Linked DNA regions of Mus musculus: region 2 is linked to region 1. A link is a loop called in an ENCODE intact Hi-C map of the cell type or tissue named here. Cell type or tissue: left cerebral cortex. All regions are shown on one strand.

Region 1 (8,000 bases):
CTGGTACCTTCACGGCGAAAGGACAAAGCTACTCCTTCAAAGTGTTCACTGACCTCGCACACGCTGTGACGTGTATCTGTGAACAGAGAGACAGACACGCAAACATATACACATAGAGAGATACACACACACACAGAGATACATACATATGCATGATCACACGCACTCGTGCACGTGCACACAGGAAAAGACAGACCTTGAAATCTCAAGTTGAGAAAAAGGAAAGAGCAAAGTCACACAAGAAGCCATGGCTGCTGGTGAGAAGATCCTAAATTAATCTGTGTGCAGTGGTGATAACCTAATGAGAATAGCACACATTTCGACAGTAATCATTGCTTAGGTGTTGTGAGTTTTTTTTGTTTGTTTGTTTTCTGAGACAGGGTTTCTCTGCGTAGCCCCGGCTGTCCTGGAACTTATTCTGTAGACCAGGTTGGCCTCGAACTCAGAAATCCGCCTGCCTCTGCCTCCCAAGTGCTGGGATCAAAGGTGTGCGCCACCATGCCCGGCGTGTTGTGAGTTTTTATCACAGTTTTATTATTTTTTCTTTTTTTTTTATACTTTTTATTAGGTATTTTCCTCATTTACATTTCCAATGCTATCCCAGAAGTCCCCCATACCCTCCCACCCACTCCCCTACCCACCCACTCCCCCCTTTTGGCCCTGGCGTTCCCCTGTACTGGGGCATATAAAGTTTGCATGTCCAATGGGCCTCTCTTTCCAGTGATGGCCGACTAGGCCATCTTTTGATGCATATGCAGCTAGAGTCAAGAGCTCCGGGGTACTGGTTAGTTCATAATGTTGTCCCACCTATAGGGTTGCAGATCCCTTCAGCTCCTTGGGTAATTTCTCTAGCTCCTCCATTGGGGGCCCTGTGATCCATCCAATAGCTGACTGTGAGCATCCACTTCTGTGTTTGCTAGGCCCCGTTATCACTGTTTTAGACTGACCAATATATAGACAAGTCAATCTGTCAGAGTTCCTTCTGGCAGCTCACAGCATACATAGTGTCTATACCATCTTAAACTCTGTTTATACCAAATCTCAAGGTTGGCTTTGAATTCTGAAACAGGACCTTTTAATCTAGTTGAAAATAAATTACTTATTCTCACTGCAGAGGCTCCGTTATTGTGGAGTTAATGCATCCAAAGAAGTGCATCTTACTGGGCAGTGTAGTGCGCAGCTTTAATCCCGGCACTCACTCATTAGGCAGAGGTAGGTGGCTCTTTCTGAGTTCAAGCCAGCATGGTCTATCAAGTGAGTTTCAAGGCAGCCAGGGCTACCCAGAGAATGAACACCAAACAACCAAAACCAAACAAACACGACTAAGTACATGCTAAGAAGCTGCGAGGGAGTGCTGGGGAAGTCACAGTTGGTACAATGCTTGCCTTGCAAGGCAAGTGTTTGAAATCTTGATGGTGATGTGTGCTTAGCTTACAATGCCAGCTCTGGGGAAGAGGCAGGACAGACAAGCAAAACTCTGGGTCTAACCAACCCAGCAGATGAGAAACCTGCAGGCCAAGGAGAACCCTGTCTCAAAGGACGAGGCTCAGTAAAAACAACTGGTGCACAAGCAAGAGCATCTGAATCCCTGGGACCCACATAAGAAATGGGATGTGTGGGCCAGGCATGGGGGCACAGGCCCTTAATCCCAACACTCAGGAGGCAGAGGCAGGTGGGTCTGTGAGTTTGAGGCCAGCCTGGTCTACAAAGATAATCTAGGACAGTTAAGGCTGTTACACAGAGAAACCCTGTCTCAAAAAATCCAAAAGAAAAAAGACAGACTGACAGACAGAAAGAGAGGAAGAGAAAAGGGACATATACAATTGTCTGTAATCCCCAGTGTGAGCCAGAGACAGGAGAATCCCAGAAACTTGGGTCACACATCAGGACAACAGAGACCTGCCCAGAGATAAAAGGTGAGGAGCAACACCCAAGTTGTCCTCTGATCTCCATATACCCACATTTACATCCACATTCACGGACATGAATGTACACACATACATACATACACATACACACACATGTACACACACAGACACACACACAGACACACACACACATGAGTACATGTATAATAAATAAGTAAATAAAATGGGTGTCCCCCGAGGAATAACATCCGAAATTGATCTCTGGTCTCTTCATGGATTGATACACACATAACACATATACACCTGCACACACACACACACACACACACACACACACACACACACATGTAGTGTCTGAGCCTGGTGATGTACACCTTTAACCTCAGCACTTGGGAGGCAGAGGCAGGTGGGTCTGTGAGTTTGAGGCCAGCCTGGTCTACAAAGATAATCTAGGACAGTTAATTCTCTGTGAATTGAGGACCAGCCTGGTTTATAAAGCAAGTTCCTGGATATCTGGGATTACATAGATAGAACTTGTCACAAAACACAGCATACATACATGTGATGGTTTCTATATGCTCTGCCCAGGCATTATTAAAGGTGTGTGGCCCTGTTGGAGTAGGTGTGTCACTGTGGGTGTGGGCTTTAAGACCCTCATCCTAGCTGCCTGGAAGTTAGTATTCTGCTGGCAGCCTTCAGAGGAAGATGTAGAACTCAGCTCTGCCTGCACCATGTCTCCCTGGATGCTGCCATGCTCCTGCCTTGATGATAATGGACTGAACCTCTGAACCTGTAAGCCAGCCCCAATTAAATGTCCTTGTAAGAGTTGCCTTGGTCATGGTGTCTATTCACATCAGTAAAACCCTAACTAAGATTTACATGCATACATAAAATAAAAAATAAAAGAACTTGTTTTGGAGAAGTACTCTCTCTGGACTCTAGTGCAATCTACAGAACTTGAGAAAATGTCCCTCAGCGTTGTGCTCAGCAGTGGCTGCACTGGACAGCATGTGACTGTCTTCTATGGGGACTATTAACAGGAAATGAAGATTCTGCCCAGCTCTTAGCTCCTGCTTACTGAGACAGAGTCCATGGTGTAGCCTCTGTTTCTACAGGTATGGAACATGTTTTATTTCTGAAGTCTCCCTGTAACTGATCAGCTAGGGACTTTTTATGCTATCCAAACAGGTATTATGGACAGGCAGGGAGAATTGCTTCCTTTGCCAGCAATCTTGGCCCTAAAGCGGGAGATACTAAAGCCCTTGGGCAGACTGTGTCTGAAGGCCTTGCTCAGCTTTGAAGTCTTGGCAGCTTCCCCAGAGGCTTCCAGGGAGAGGGCCTGCAGCACTGTCAGCTCCTCATAGCCCTGCCGTCCTGTTTCTGCTCCCTGTGGTTTTGGCCCTGGCCGTTCTCCATCTTCAGTGCTGCCTATTGCCATTACCCCAACAGACTCTGCCATTGTCACTGTTCCTCTGCTTAATTTCTGTCACTGTCATGTTTCTGGGTGCACTGTACCAACAATAAAAACTCAAAGTAAGGAAGAAAGAGAAGACCTCTCATAACTCCAGACACCAGCATATAAAAAAAAAAAAAAGACCACTCAACTGCCCCCAGATAGCAATGTGTATGTTTATCACCCTGTAATAGAGCTATGTAAAAATTATCTCACATCAGATACACACACGAAATCCCAAAACTTGGGAGGTAGAGGCAGGAGGGTTGTAAGTTTGAAGCCAGTCTGGGCTGCATAATGAAATTTTGTCTCAAACAAAAAGAATGATTTTTGAGTGGGGAGGGGGCACCGATACATGCATGTCTCCGTGGAGGCTACAGGGGTGTCATTCCCTCAGGCACCACTAAGACAGGATGTCTCATCGGTTTGGTGCATCATTGAGCTCCAGGGAGCACTGCTGAGGGGACAGGACCCAGACAGAAGCTCTTCATCTGTTGAACCTTCCTCAAAGCTGATTAACCCATTAGGACTCCAGTGACTGTGCAGAGGTTGGGAAGTTGCAGGTTCACAGCCAAATTACAGTTTATCTTGGGCTATCTCTGGCCCCCTAAACCACCATCCCTTAGTACTCCATGTCTCACCTAACTTCCTGTGACTAACAGATAAAACCCTTCAGAATGTATTAACTGGACAAAACCTCTTTCTACCAGCCAAAAAGTTAAGAGTGTCATCGACTAGCATCTGAAGCCTCTAGCTGCTCTGCTGTAATGTCTTCGCCAATATTTGTAAAAAGTGTCTTCATTTATAACATTCTTTGTTCTGTTGCTAAAACAAACAAACAAACAAAACCCAACTTTATTGAACCATTACCACATTGGAATAAGGAATTTGGGGTAGCCTGAACCTGCATTCCCTAGCCCTGGCCACTCATATTTAGCTTCAGAATAAACACTCTTTCCTTCCCTTTGAGGTGAGAGTTTTGGGTTTGCATTGACCCTACCGGACTCAGCATTCTCTGCATGGGCACTGAATCCCGACCCTTATGCTTACCGGGTGAGTATTTGACCAACTGAGCTCTAAATTGTTGTTATTATTTTCCTTTTCATAGTTTATCATTTCTTTTATTTGGGTTTGAGGTTACTTATTGGACCATGGGCAAATTATCAGACGCTACTCCACTGGAAGAAAAAAAATGTTCCCCCCTCCCCAAGCAGCATTAACTGACTAGCTCCTTACTAAGGGGGAGGCGGTGTGCGGGTCTCAGAAGGCCTTCTTTCATAAATGCTGGAGTGCTGATGGGCTCTGTTTTGTGCAGGTCTTGGGCATGTAACCACAGCTGCTGTGAGTTCATATGTGCAGTGACCATGGCATGACCAGATGACATCATTTCACAGAACTCCTCACCCTTCAGCTCTTACTTGCATCTTACAGGATTTCTCTTTGTAGGCCTGGCTGTCCTGGAACTCACTCTGTAGACCAGACTGGCCTTGCACTCACAGAGATGTTCCTGCCTCTGCCTCTTGAGTGCTAGGACCAAAGGCTTACATCACCACTGCCAGGCTAACTCTTACATTCTTCCCCAACCACTCTTCAGTGACGTCCCCGAGTTTTGAGGAGAGGGTGGACGCGGATGTTATGTTTAGGGTTAAACATTTAACAGTTACCTATACATTGCAGTTTGACTAGTTACACATTTTGGCACCAACACACTACCCATTGCAAAACTAAGCTTTGGTAACTAAGATCAAAGTAGCACTATTCTATAGGCATAAACATAAATATTTAGAAGGCATTTATACGTTTTACAAGCAGTGTCCACTTAGCAAAACAATATTGATAGGTTTCCCACTGTAGCCTATGTTGTCCCCAGCTATGGGCTTTTGACCAGTACCAGACATGGATTCCCTCCCAGTGAGTGAGCCTCAAATCCAATCAGAAAGTATTTGATTATCCCATTAACAGTCATGCCACTAATGTGCCAGTTGGCATACCTTGTGTGCAGCTAGTGTTATATCCTGGAGGATATACTGCTAGGCAATTCTACCGGTGATGTTTCTTCTCTAGAGTCCTGTACAGCCCCTTCCAGCACTGTGGAAGCTACCCAGCAGGGAAGAGGCTTCTGGCACACTTCCAGCTTGATTTTTCTAGATCCTGCTGTTAGGGTCTGTGAATCACTGAAGGATGACACCTCAGGCTCAAATAGTATGCAAAGGCAAAGAGTGTTTATTCTGCAGAAAAGATCAGCATGCAGGGGTACTCCAGAGCTAAGTGGAGACCCTTTGAGGGGGCTTGCAGGCATTCTTTTATGCAGGTTTAGGGGAATTCCATGGAGGGATAGATGACTTTTCTCTTGATTGGTTGACTCTACTGCTAGGGGTTCAAGTAACTCTGAATTTGGCTAGGGCCTTGGAGAGTTTGGGGGAATGCTAAGTTTTAGGAACAATGGCAATGGCCTGTTTTGTTTGGAGGACTTCTGAGGCCAAAAATATTATGATCTCGACCTGTGGGTCTCACCCAAAACTGTCTTCCAATATATTATTACATTGAACAGATTGCAGAGTTGTTAACACGCTGTGTCTACCATGTGCCTGTGAACTGAAATGTATTCGGAGGCTATATTAATGAAATTTTGCCCTGATGAGCTTCAAAGAACCTGAATACTCTTTCATTCACACAGAAAACCACAGCTCTACTGCTTGGGCACTTATCTTGGATCAGACTCTTTCTGGGTAGACAACCCATTTAATCCTTAAGACGGCACCTCACGACAGGTACCTCTGTTGGTCCCTTTTTATAGATGAGGCTTCAAGGAACTCGAGTCCCGGTCTAGGCTCACAGCCAACCACCTGCAGGATGACAAAACTAGAGGCCAGGCTGTTTGATTCTGTGATCCTATCTGCTGGCTGCTTCCAAAGAGGCCCTCTACTCAGAACAATCACAGTTGGGACTGGGGTTCAAGAGGAAAACGGGAGTACGAAGGAAATGTGACCACAAGGTGGCAGTAGAACTCAAAAACTTGAAGAGGTGAGTCTATGGAAGTCCCTTGGGCAAGAGGTGGTCAGAGGTTGGGGAGCACACACAAAGGAGAGAGACCCTTTAGAGCTGTGGGAGTGCTGGCGGGGCTGGGTGATATGACCCGGCAGTGTGGAGGGGACAGTCTAGGTCACAGAATCCCAGGAACAACAATGACTCCAGGGTCATCACAGTTTGGGGGTTAATCTTAACTTTAGCAAACGCTGGGCCCAGGTTTCCCAGTATGCAAACCAGGCAGGTTCTAAGTGACTTAAAATCTGATCGTCTGGAGGCTATTTAAAACAGTTGGGTGTGTACAAATTGGAAGCCGATATCAGTAGGCATTTGACTAACCCATCTCAGCTCAGCTCATCATGAAGAAATGAGACCTAGCACAGAGAAGCCACTTCTGGGTCATTAGCTTATCTAACTGAAAGGCTGTTTGAGGACTTTCAAGGCAGGAGTTCTTTGTTGAGAATACAGCTTTGAGGAGGTAGGCTGCGGAAGGGAATTGTGGGTAGAGACATTCCAGGAGTTGCATGGATGTCTCATGACATCTTTCTCACTTGTCTCACAGAGCCGGGAGTGGGGCTGTGTTTGAATGCAGTAGGTACCTTTCCTTTGCAGAGGGGGAATTTGGGTTTTAGTGCTAAGGACAGAACCTAGGGCATCTCGCATGCCAGGCAAGTGCTAGATAGATAGATCCCAGTACCCAAATATATATTTTTAAGATTTTCATTTTATGTATATGGGTGTTTTGGTTACATGTATGTCTGTACACCACGAGTACTCAGTGTCCTATAAAGCCAGGAGGGCTCTGAATCCCCTAGAACTGAAGTTATAAACAGGTGTGAGACACCTCGAGGAGGCTGAGAACTGAACCTGGATCCCCTGCAAGAACAGCCAGTGTTCATAATCAGTGGACTGTCTCTCCAACAACCCCCCCCATTATATTTTCTAAGTTTTTGGTAAAATATATACAACATAACATCCACCATTTAACCCTTTTAAATTTGTAAATACTGCTGCATTAATGGTACTCAGAGTCTCCTGCAAACATTGTAGCTGTTTCCAGAAACACATCATTCTAAAGTTGTCCCCATGAACGAGTCCCCTCTCCTCAGCCTGTTTGCCCCATGCACTTTTTCTCTGCAAATTTACCAGTTCTAAATACTTCAAAGTCACTGAGCCATACAATGTTTGTCCTTTGGTGTGGGCCTTGTTTCACTCAGCACAGCATACTACACCATCATGATGATGTCAGACTTAGTAGCTGTGGGGGATGGTGGTGTTGGGAGGGGGTGCAAACTCAAGGAGGTGAGGCCTACTGGAAGGTGGGTCACTGAGGACAAACATGGATTTTGAGGCCAAGCCTGAGCTTGAGAACTTATATAAGTAAATCTGTCCATCTTATAAATGTATTTTCTAAGGTTCTTTGTTCCAGTGACAGAAAGCTAGCACAATTCATGTAGTTTATGAGTCAAAATTCCATTCTTTTTATTGTTAAACTATTCCATTTAGTATATGAGTCAAAATTCCATTACTTTTATTGTTAAACTATTCCATTTAGTATATGTAACATTTATGTTACAATTATGTTAACATACTGTAACATATATGTAACATTTTAATTTTTTACACTCACCTGTTCATAGGTGAGGATTTGT
Region 2 (8,000 bases), 350 kb after region 1:
CTCCGCGCAGAGTGCAGGCTGGGGACTGCAAGATTCCTGTCCCTTTGGGTAAAGAGATGACCGTCGTGGTGACTGACAGTCTTGAGGCAACGCTTCCAAGCCCTTTGTGGGCAGGTGCCCCGCCACCCGCTCTGGCCGCCTGGCTCGCACCCGGGATTCTGCCAAAGTCCTGGTTAAATTTAAAAACCGCAGACTGGCCTTGCAGAAAAGTTTTTGCTGCAGAAAAGAAGAGGCACCAGAGTGGTGGCAGCTGGAAGATAGTAAGAAATGTCGGGATGGAAGACGACCCTCTTTTTACTCTCTTCCTTTTGTTTTTTTTTTTTTTCAATTTCCCATTCACCCATTTCTCCCTCTTCTTATCTCCCCAACTCTAGCACAGGATCCCTTGCGCCTTTCTGTCGTCCCCCCCCCCCCCGCCCGCCCGGGATCGCTAAATCATAGTTCCCCCATTATTTCTAACAGCTAAGGTAGAGGCAGTCACAAAGGCCTGTGGCACCCGTTGCAGACACCCTGATCTTTAATGCTTCTAGTAAGGAATTAAATCTACAGAGCCCTTGGAGGGGTTTCTGGCTTGTTTATGGGGTAGGGTCTCATTCTAGCCTGAGCACCATGAGGAGTCAGCGGTGGTGAGACAGACCGGAATCTATCTAGACGCTATCCCACGAGCTCTTTAGCTGCACTGCATTCGTGGGAGGAGTCCCTGGTCCTCCCTGACAGCGCTCCAAATACAAGGCTTGTCAGGAAACTCAAACGGGTGAGAGCAGCAGAGCTGGGCAGCTTTGCGAGGCTCTTTCCTTCCACTCCCTCAGGAGGACATTGTCAGCTCTGGTGATGCTTTTGCCTCAGAAGGGATTTGGGTCCTCCCAGGGGCATGGAGAAGATACAGCCACCATATTCTTCAGATGTAAGTCCCCAAGACCAGCCTCCTACCATGAATCCAGGCTACCTTGCTCCTGTCTGTTTTCTGAACTGGCATGTAGTGAGGGTATCGGCTACTGCCACCTCTGCATGTTCTGTGCTTTTCCGCCCTCTCTCCTCACATGGTATTTTTCTGTGTTCGAGTTTTGTGTAGCTCTGGGTGGCCTCAAATTCACTATGGCGCCAGGAATGGTCTTAAAGGCCAGGCTTAACTGATCACATGTCACAAATACCCACAGGTGACCTCACTGAGCACCCAGGACCTCCCTCCCCCCAAATGTTCTCCCCAAATGATGAACAAACAACACAAGCAAGCAAACAAACAAAAACCCAAAGAGACAGGTGTTTGTTTGTTTGTTTGTTTATAAATAGTCTCATTGTAGCCCAGGTTGGCCTCAAATTTGAATTTGCTGTTACTGAGATGGGTTCTAGGCTCCTGATCCTCAGGCCTCTGACTCCAACTAGGACTGGGGTATGAGGGCATGAGGGATGGGGTGGGGTGTGTCTCTCTTGAAGATGTTTCTGCCCACTCTTAACAGCCTCCACCAGGGACCAAACGCCTTTTACTTTTACTGTAAGAATATAGACAAGTACAAACCTCATGCTTTTTCGGTCATGTGTTGACTGTTTCAGGTCACGTGGCTCTGCTCCAGTCCAACTTCATCTGTGTGCCCTGAAATTTAACTTTGACACAATCTTCACATCATGAAACAGTATTCCCATCTTGATTTTTTTCCCACCACTGAAAAGTGTGAGCTCAATTTCCAGCATGACTACCTTATGAAATCAGGCGGGGAATGGCCGTTCACCAATTTTTTGGGCTATAATCCATCTTCAGACTGCAACTCTCTGTCTCTGTCTCTCTGTCTCTGTCTCTCTCTGTCTGTCTCTGTCTCTCTCTGTCTGTCTCTGTCTCTGTCTCTGTCTCTCTCTCTCTGGGTTACTGTAGCTTTAAAATGTGTTTAGTTGTCCCCTCACCACTGAGAGAAGCACCTGTTTGTTTGGTGGCACCCTGAGTGTCACAAGAGCCATCTCCTCAGCCTGTCTCTGTTTTTTTTCCCCCCAGCAATTTAAAATGTTCCTACATTTTCATCAGTTTAAAATGGGAATACCAATACCATACCCAAACCCTTAACTGAATAAAATGCAGCTCTCTCTCTCTCTCTCTCTCTCTCTCTCTCTCTCTGTCTCATTCTCTTTCCTTTTTTAAGTTTCCTGAGATGGGGGTGGGGGTGGGTCTCCCTATGTAGACCAGGCTGGCTTTGAACTTGAGGAACTCACCCGCCTGTGCCTCCCTCCTGATATCTCTTTTTATTTATTTTTTCCTTTCCATCCCACTCTGTTTGTGTCTTATATAGCACAGGCAATTCTGTACTATGTAGCCAAGGCTAGTCTTAAACTCCTGATCCTCTTCCTCCAGCTCCCAAGTCCTGGGATTACAGGTCAGTCCAGCTACACAGTCATCTCCTCAGTCAGTCTCACACAAGTCTTTGGAGCCGAGTCATTTACCCTGCACACTCCTTGTGATGGGGTGCCCGGGTACCCATCCCCTTCAGTGGCAGACCTTACAGTCCTCTGAGAGCCCAGTGACTTGGAGCATCAGTGTCAGGGAAGGCCACCCCAGGGGAGAGAGTTCCCACCCTGGCTACATCCTTTCCCATCTCCCTCAGTTCCATCTAAATCCTCTCCAGCTGCTGATACATGGATGGACAGGAGGCTGTGGCCCGGACTTGCTGGGGTTTCCCAAGCCCTGAGCCTTTGCAGCTGCCAAGTGACAAATTCTGCAAGGACTAGGCAAAGGGGAAGAATATGGCAGAAGAGTGGCTTTTATAGTTGTGAGGCCAGTTGAGACTTTTTCCAGGAAATTTCGCTCAAAAGCGGGCTCGTTGCTCCACCCCCTCATCTTCCAGGATTCTTCTGCCCTCTGCTGGTCACATTATGTCTAAACTAGACTCACTGGGGACATCTCTGGAAAGGGAAAATCAGACCGCTTGAGGCCAGCATGTGGAAACAAACAGAGCAGGGGTTGCCGGGAGCCAGGAGTGGGAAAACGGTGTGTGTGTGTGTGTGTGTGTGTGTGGTGTGTGCGTGTGTTTGTGGATGGTGTACACATCTGATACACGTTGAGGCTAGGGGCAATATTGTGTGTCTTTGTCTACTTAACTGAATCTTATTTTGTGACAGGGTCTCTTATTGAACCTGGGGGCTCCCCTGTTTGCAAGACCACTTGTACAGTGATCCCCACATGTCCCATCTCTTTCCCCCCAGCACTGGGGCTATAGGTGTGCACCTCCATTCCTAACTTTTTAATATGGATTCTGGGGATCTGAACTGATCCTGTAAAGTTAGTTACAGATAGTTGTGAAACAACATGTGGAGTGGGGTGTCAGGGACCAACCCTGGGTCTTCTGGAAGGGCAGCAAGGGCCCTTAACCTCCTCAGCCATTGCTGCAGCAACCTAAGTCAAACTTTTTTTTTTTAAAGAAAGAAAATCTAGTATCTTCTTTCCCTGGTCATGTACTGCCTCACTGGCGCTTCCGATGGAAAGAAAATGACATTTTATCTGCTCTCAGGGAACACAGTCCAGCTGCTGAGGTGGACCTAGGAGCTTGCAAGGATGACCCAAGGCTATGGGCATGGCAAGGCAGGAGACAGCTTTCTACAGAGGTGGCATGGTGTAACATGAAGTCCAAGTTACTTCCAGAAGCACCTGAGGTAGCATGGCTTTTTCAACAAGGTATCTATCCTCCAAGGCCCTGAATCCTTCCCTGTTCCCGTGATGTCTCATCTAGTCTTATATCTTCTACTCCAGGAAGCTGCCCTCACCCCCCAATATTTAACCCAGGCTGACCTCCCACTTGTGATCCTTCCACCTCAGCATCTCAAGTACTGGAATTATAGGTGTGCGCCACCACATCTAGCTGAGATGGACATTTTTACCTTTAATTTGCCAGCAAGGAGACTACCAGAAGGCATAGAGGAGTGGTGGCCCATTTGCTTGAGTTAGCAGGGCTGGCTTTGGAACCAGCAGTCCCTTGAGGATACTTCAGTGCTACCTTCTGACTCCACACCCACTCTTCCTTCACCCCACCCCCCCACCCCCCAGCTACTGAGGCTCAGCCTCGAAGCCCCAGCTGACCAGAGGTCTCTACTGCTCTACTCCACACTCCATGCTTCACTTCTGGATCTGAACCCAGCACCATGGGCCTTACCTCATGCTGAGTGGAGATGGGCTGCATCAGCCCTTCCATTTCCTGAGTTCCAGGACCTGACCATTGGACAGGGAGGGCTTGCAAGGGCCCAGGAAGCAGCTTGTATACAGCAGGCTAGTTATCCTAAGATGCCATGGCTCAAGATACCCAGAGTACTGGCCTCTCTAGTGGGCAAGTCACCACCCACCCCACCCCTTTTTTCTTTTTGAATCTACCCTGTCCCACCACATCTCTGTCTAGGGAATGAAGACTGCCACACTAGACTATGTGGCTTGTGCCTGACAGTCCTGATTATTCCCTTCTGTTTGCACAGGAATAAGTGGGGTTAGAAACGATATTACTTTAAGCTCTTTAACCTGTGTGTCCCTTTCCTAGAGGATAAGCAACGTGAGGGCCAGAAGAAGGAAACACATTCTATCTTTGCACTTCGGATTCAAAACTCACTCTACCTTGGAAAATCATTGGCTCCCTCGCTCTGCTATTTTTTGCTGCTGGTCCATGGAAGCTGGGAGATCCGTGTGGCAGGCTAACTCTAAGGTCGCCCCCTGGTGTCCGTTTCTTGCATAATCCACCAAGGTAAAGCACTGCCGCCGCGGTCCACACCGTGCTACCTTTATGGCAAATGTAATTTGTAATTAGCTAAGGAGCTAATTGACTTGGATTGATCTAATTGGGCGATGGCTTTAAGAAGCCTTTAGGGCCTTCCTGAGGTCCGAGATGTTCTTGGGGACTTGGAGTGGGGCTGGGGGAAGGCTAATGGCCAGAACCCTGCAGTAAGGAAGAGAGTCTGCCTCCTATCCAGGTGAGCTCAGAAGAAGACACTTCATTGGCTGAGCAGAGACCACAGCAGGGCAGACACTTGGCCCACAGCCTCTGAGATCCTGGGCAGGAAGCCTGTCTGCCAGGATGCCCAGCTGGGTCTCTGTCATCAACAACCAGGAACAAACTTTAGAGTCACCACATCAGTGAGCCTGCTTACCAAGGGGCCAAGACCTCTCTCTGTCTCTGAAACGTTTGCCACTGCTCAGGGAATCCCTTTTGCCAGGCTGATAGGTGTGGGCAGGAACTGTGTGGCATTGACAGGGTACCATCTTACTATGATTAAAAGTGACAACAAGCTAGATGTGGTGATCCAATATTCTGGAGAATGAGGCAGGAGGATTGCAAGGAATTCAAAGTCAGCCTGGGGGGAAAAACAGGAAAATCAAAGCAAATGAAACAAACAAACATAGAAATTACTACTCAGAGGGGGACATTGTCCAGAGGGGGGAAGTGTTTCTAACCTAGGCAGGTCCTGAGCTGGATCAGCAGTGACACCCAATCAAGTAGCAGAGCTTACCAGCAAGGGAGTTATAGACCAAGGTGGGCCAGCAGCAGCTGCCAATCAGATCTGTTGGTTCCTCCTGCTCCCATAGTTTTTAACTTGCTGGGCCGGGCTCTGGGAGGCAGGATGAGCGTGCATAGAATTTGGTCCTGAGACAGCTGCTTGGCCCCTGGCCTGGCATCTGTTGTGTCAGCCTTGCCTCTGACACAGCTCCACCTTCACCCTCTTCTTCCCTAGCAGGCTTCAGTGACACATCTCAGCCTCTCTTACTGGATACTCTCAGAGGCCCCAAGAAGACGTGAAGGGAAGTCTGGAGAATAAAGGCACCACCCAGGTGGAGCTAGCTTCAACTTTACTGTAGCCAATCCCTACTTCTTCTGAAGATGTTAGCTGAGAGCCATTGGAAAATTCCACTGGACCCCTCCTGGAAGAGACAGCCCAGAGAGCATGTAGGCCAGAAGGGAGAGGCTGAGTAAGCCCTTCCTACCTCATTCCCTAAAGACCAATCAGTTTAAAGGGTGCACTATTCTGCCAATCATATTGTACCTAGTTGCTGATGCTCTATTCCACCCCTGGAAACCATATAAAAACTCACCAAAGTCACCAAACACCTCAGGGTGTTGCTGCCTCTCCTTCAGGTCTGGGACGATCCCAGTGCACTGGAACAATAAATTCCTCTTGCTTTTTGCATTGATTCCCGGCTCCGCGTGGTTCACTCAGGGGGTCCCCGATAAGCTACGGCTCACCAGTCTTACACTTCCAAGTGGACAAGCTATGGGAGTAGTTCTCTCCTTCCACCACATGGAAGGGACTTCATTGTAGAACCATGTCACTGATCGATCCTCCGTCTTAGGTTTGAGACAGGGTCTCTTGCTGAACCTGGAACTTGCCATTTTAGATAGACCAACTGGCTGCCAGTCTCTGTGCTTTGCTTCTGGGCTTCTAGATGTGCACTGTGGCATCTGGCCTTTATGTGGATGCTGAGGATATAGGCCCAGACCCTCACTTCACTGACTGAACCATCCTCCAAATACTGAAGTAGGATTTACCATTAACCAAATGAATGCCATTCCACCTGTCTGAGCCTTTTGTTGCCTAGACACAGAGGATGGGGAAGAGCGGAGGTGAAGGGATCTGGATCTCAGAGTCACTTGTGTGGTAAACTCCCCCTCAGGCCAGCAGCACACACACTGGACAAGCTTGTGACTGGAGCAAACAGCTGTGAGCTTAGCTGCAGGAACTAGGGCTTGTTTGCTAAAGCCACCAGTGGTGTGCTATCTGCTAGAAAGGAGCCAGCCTTTCAAAGTTGCCAGTTGAACTGGGGATGTGGGTTTAGACTCCAGAGGGGAAAGATGCCTTGCTAGAGGGTAAGTGTGAGGACCGCCTGAAAGCAATATCAGTGATTCTGGGAGGGAGGAGGAACAGGGAGGCAGAGGGGAGGAGCCATTGGAAAAATTGACACAGTGACTAGCAGCTTTTGGAAAGAGGCAAATGCCACACTGGCAGCCTGGGTCAGTTCCAAGTACGGTGAATGGCAGATCACAGATGTTCACAAGGACAGAGAAATTAGGGTCTGGGGACATCAAGAAGGCTGGAAAGTTTAGGACAAACGAAGTAGAGCCACAAAGAAAGCTCTAGAAATTGAGGAAGAAGTCATGGCATCTTTTTAAAGATTTATTTATTTTATGTATGTAAGTATATGTCATTATCTTCAGACACACCAGAAGAAGGCATCAGATCTCATTACAGATGGTTGTGAGCCATCATGTGGTTGCTGGGAATTGAACTCAGGACCTCTGCAAGAGCAGTCAGTGCTCTTAACCCCTGAGCCATCATCTCTCCAGCCCCACTTATTGGCATCTTTGTCAGAGCAGTTCCTGCAGGGGAGATAGGGTTGAGGAGGTTTGAATTGAGCGGCCTGATAACACGCGATACTGGGCAGAAAGCCACACACCAGGGCTGTGCTTAGAAGCATATTTCCCAGATAATGAACTTCTCTGAAGTTACTTTAAAACAAAAATTATGACAATCAAACAGCAAAAGAATCAGATTGTACTGTAGATAAGCTAACTGTAGCCAGACCAATGGAACAGTCTCTAAAATAATATCATAGCATTTACAGCTCAACAGCATGGAACTTAGATAACCAATATCCAGTTGCAAATTATCAGGCGTGCAGAAACAAGAAAACATGAGCTGTAACTGGGCCAAACAAACAAACAAACAATTATTGAAAGGAGACTGAAAAACAGCAGAGGTAATGACATTAGCAGAGAGGAACAAACCCCACATTTTAAAAGTAAATCAGCAGACTGGCTTCTGTAGAGGTGGCTCAGAAGTTATGAGCACTTGTTGCCCTAGCAGAAAACCAGGGTTAGGTTTCTTGCAACCACATGGTGGCTCACAACCTTCTGTAATGACTCCAACGCCCTCTTCTGGCCTTCATGGGCATTGCATACCTATAATGCATCATTGAACATGCAGGTAAAACATCCATACATATAAAAATCCAACCATACAGAGAACTATATTACATTTCATGTAAG

What was found. Hi-C counts contacts between places; a loop is a spot of excess contacts. Peaks named below come from ENCODE experiments on the same cell type or tissue, not always from the same donor. Only the 100,000 strongest peaks of a DNase experiment are listed, where the experiment ranks them.
Region 2: it touches region 1 in a loop (2.6-fold over the local background); 28 of 42 quality-filtered maps call a loop at or near these places.

What each region holds. Positions count from the first base shown.
Region 1 is chr13:48,997,098-49,005,097 of GRCm38, reverse strand. No RefSeq gene overlaps it. Among named protein-coding and RNA genes, the nearest start is that of Fam120aos, 33 kb to the right of the region's middle. In left cerebral cortex, a CTCF peak has its summit at 6,300 (motif pointing right); DNase peaks (open chromatin) are centred at 3,206 and 6,309.
Region 2 is chr13:48,650,665-48,658,664 of GRCm38, reverse strand. Gm36606 (a long non-coding RNA gene) reads left to right here. Exons shown (of 4, transcript XR_382336.3): 2 at 3,492-3,633; 3 at 4,506-4,706; 4 at 5,695-5,943. Among named protein-coding and RNA genes, the nearest start is that of Gm36606, 8.1 kb to the left of the region's middle. In left cerebral cortex, CTCF peaks have their summits at 2,836 (motif pointing left), 4,686 (motif pointing left) and 7,894 (motif pointing left); DNase peaks (open chromatin) are centred at 2,845 and 4,661.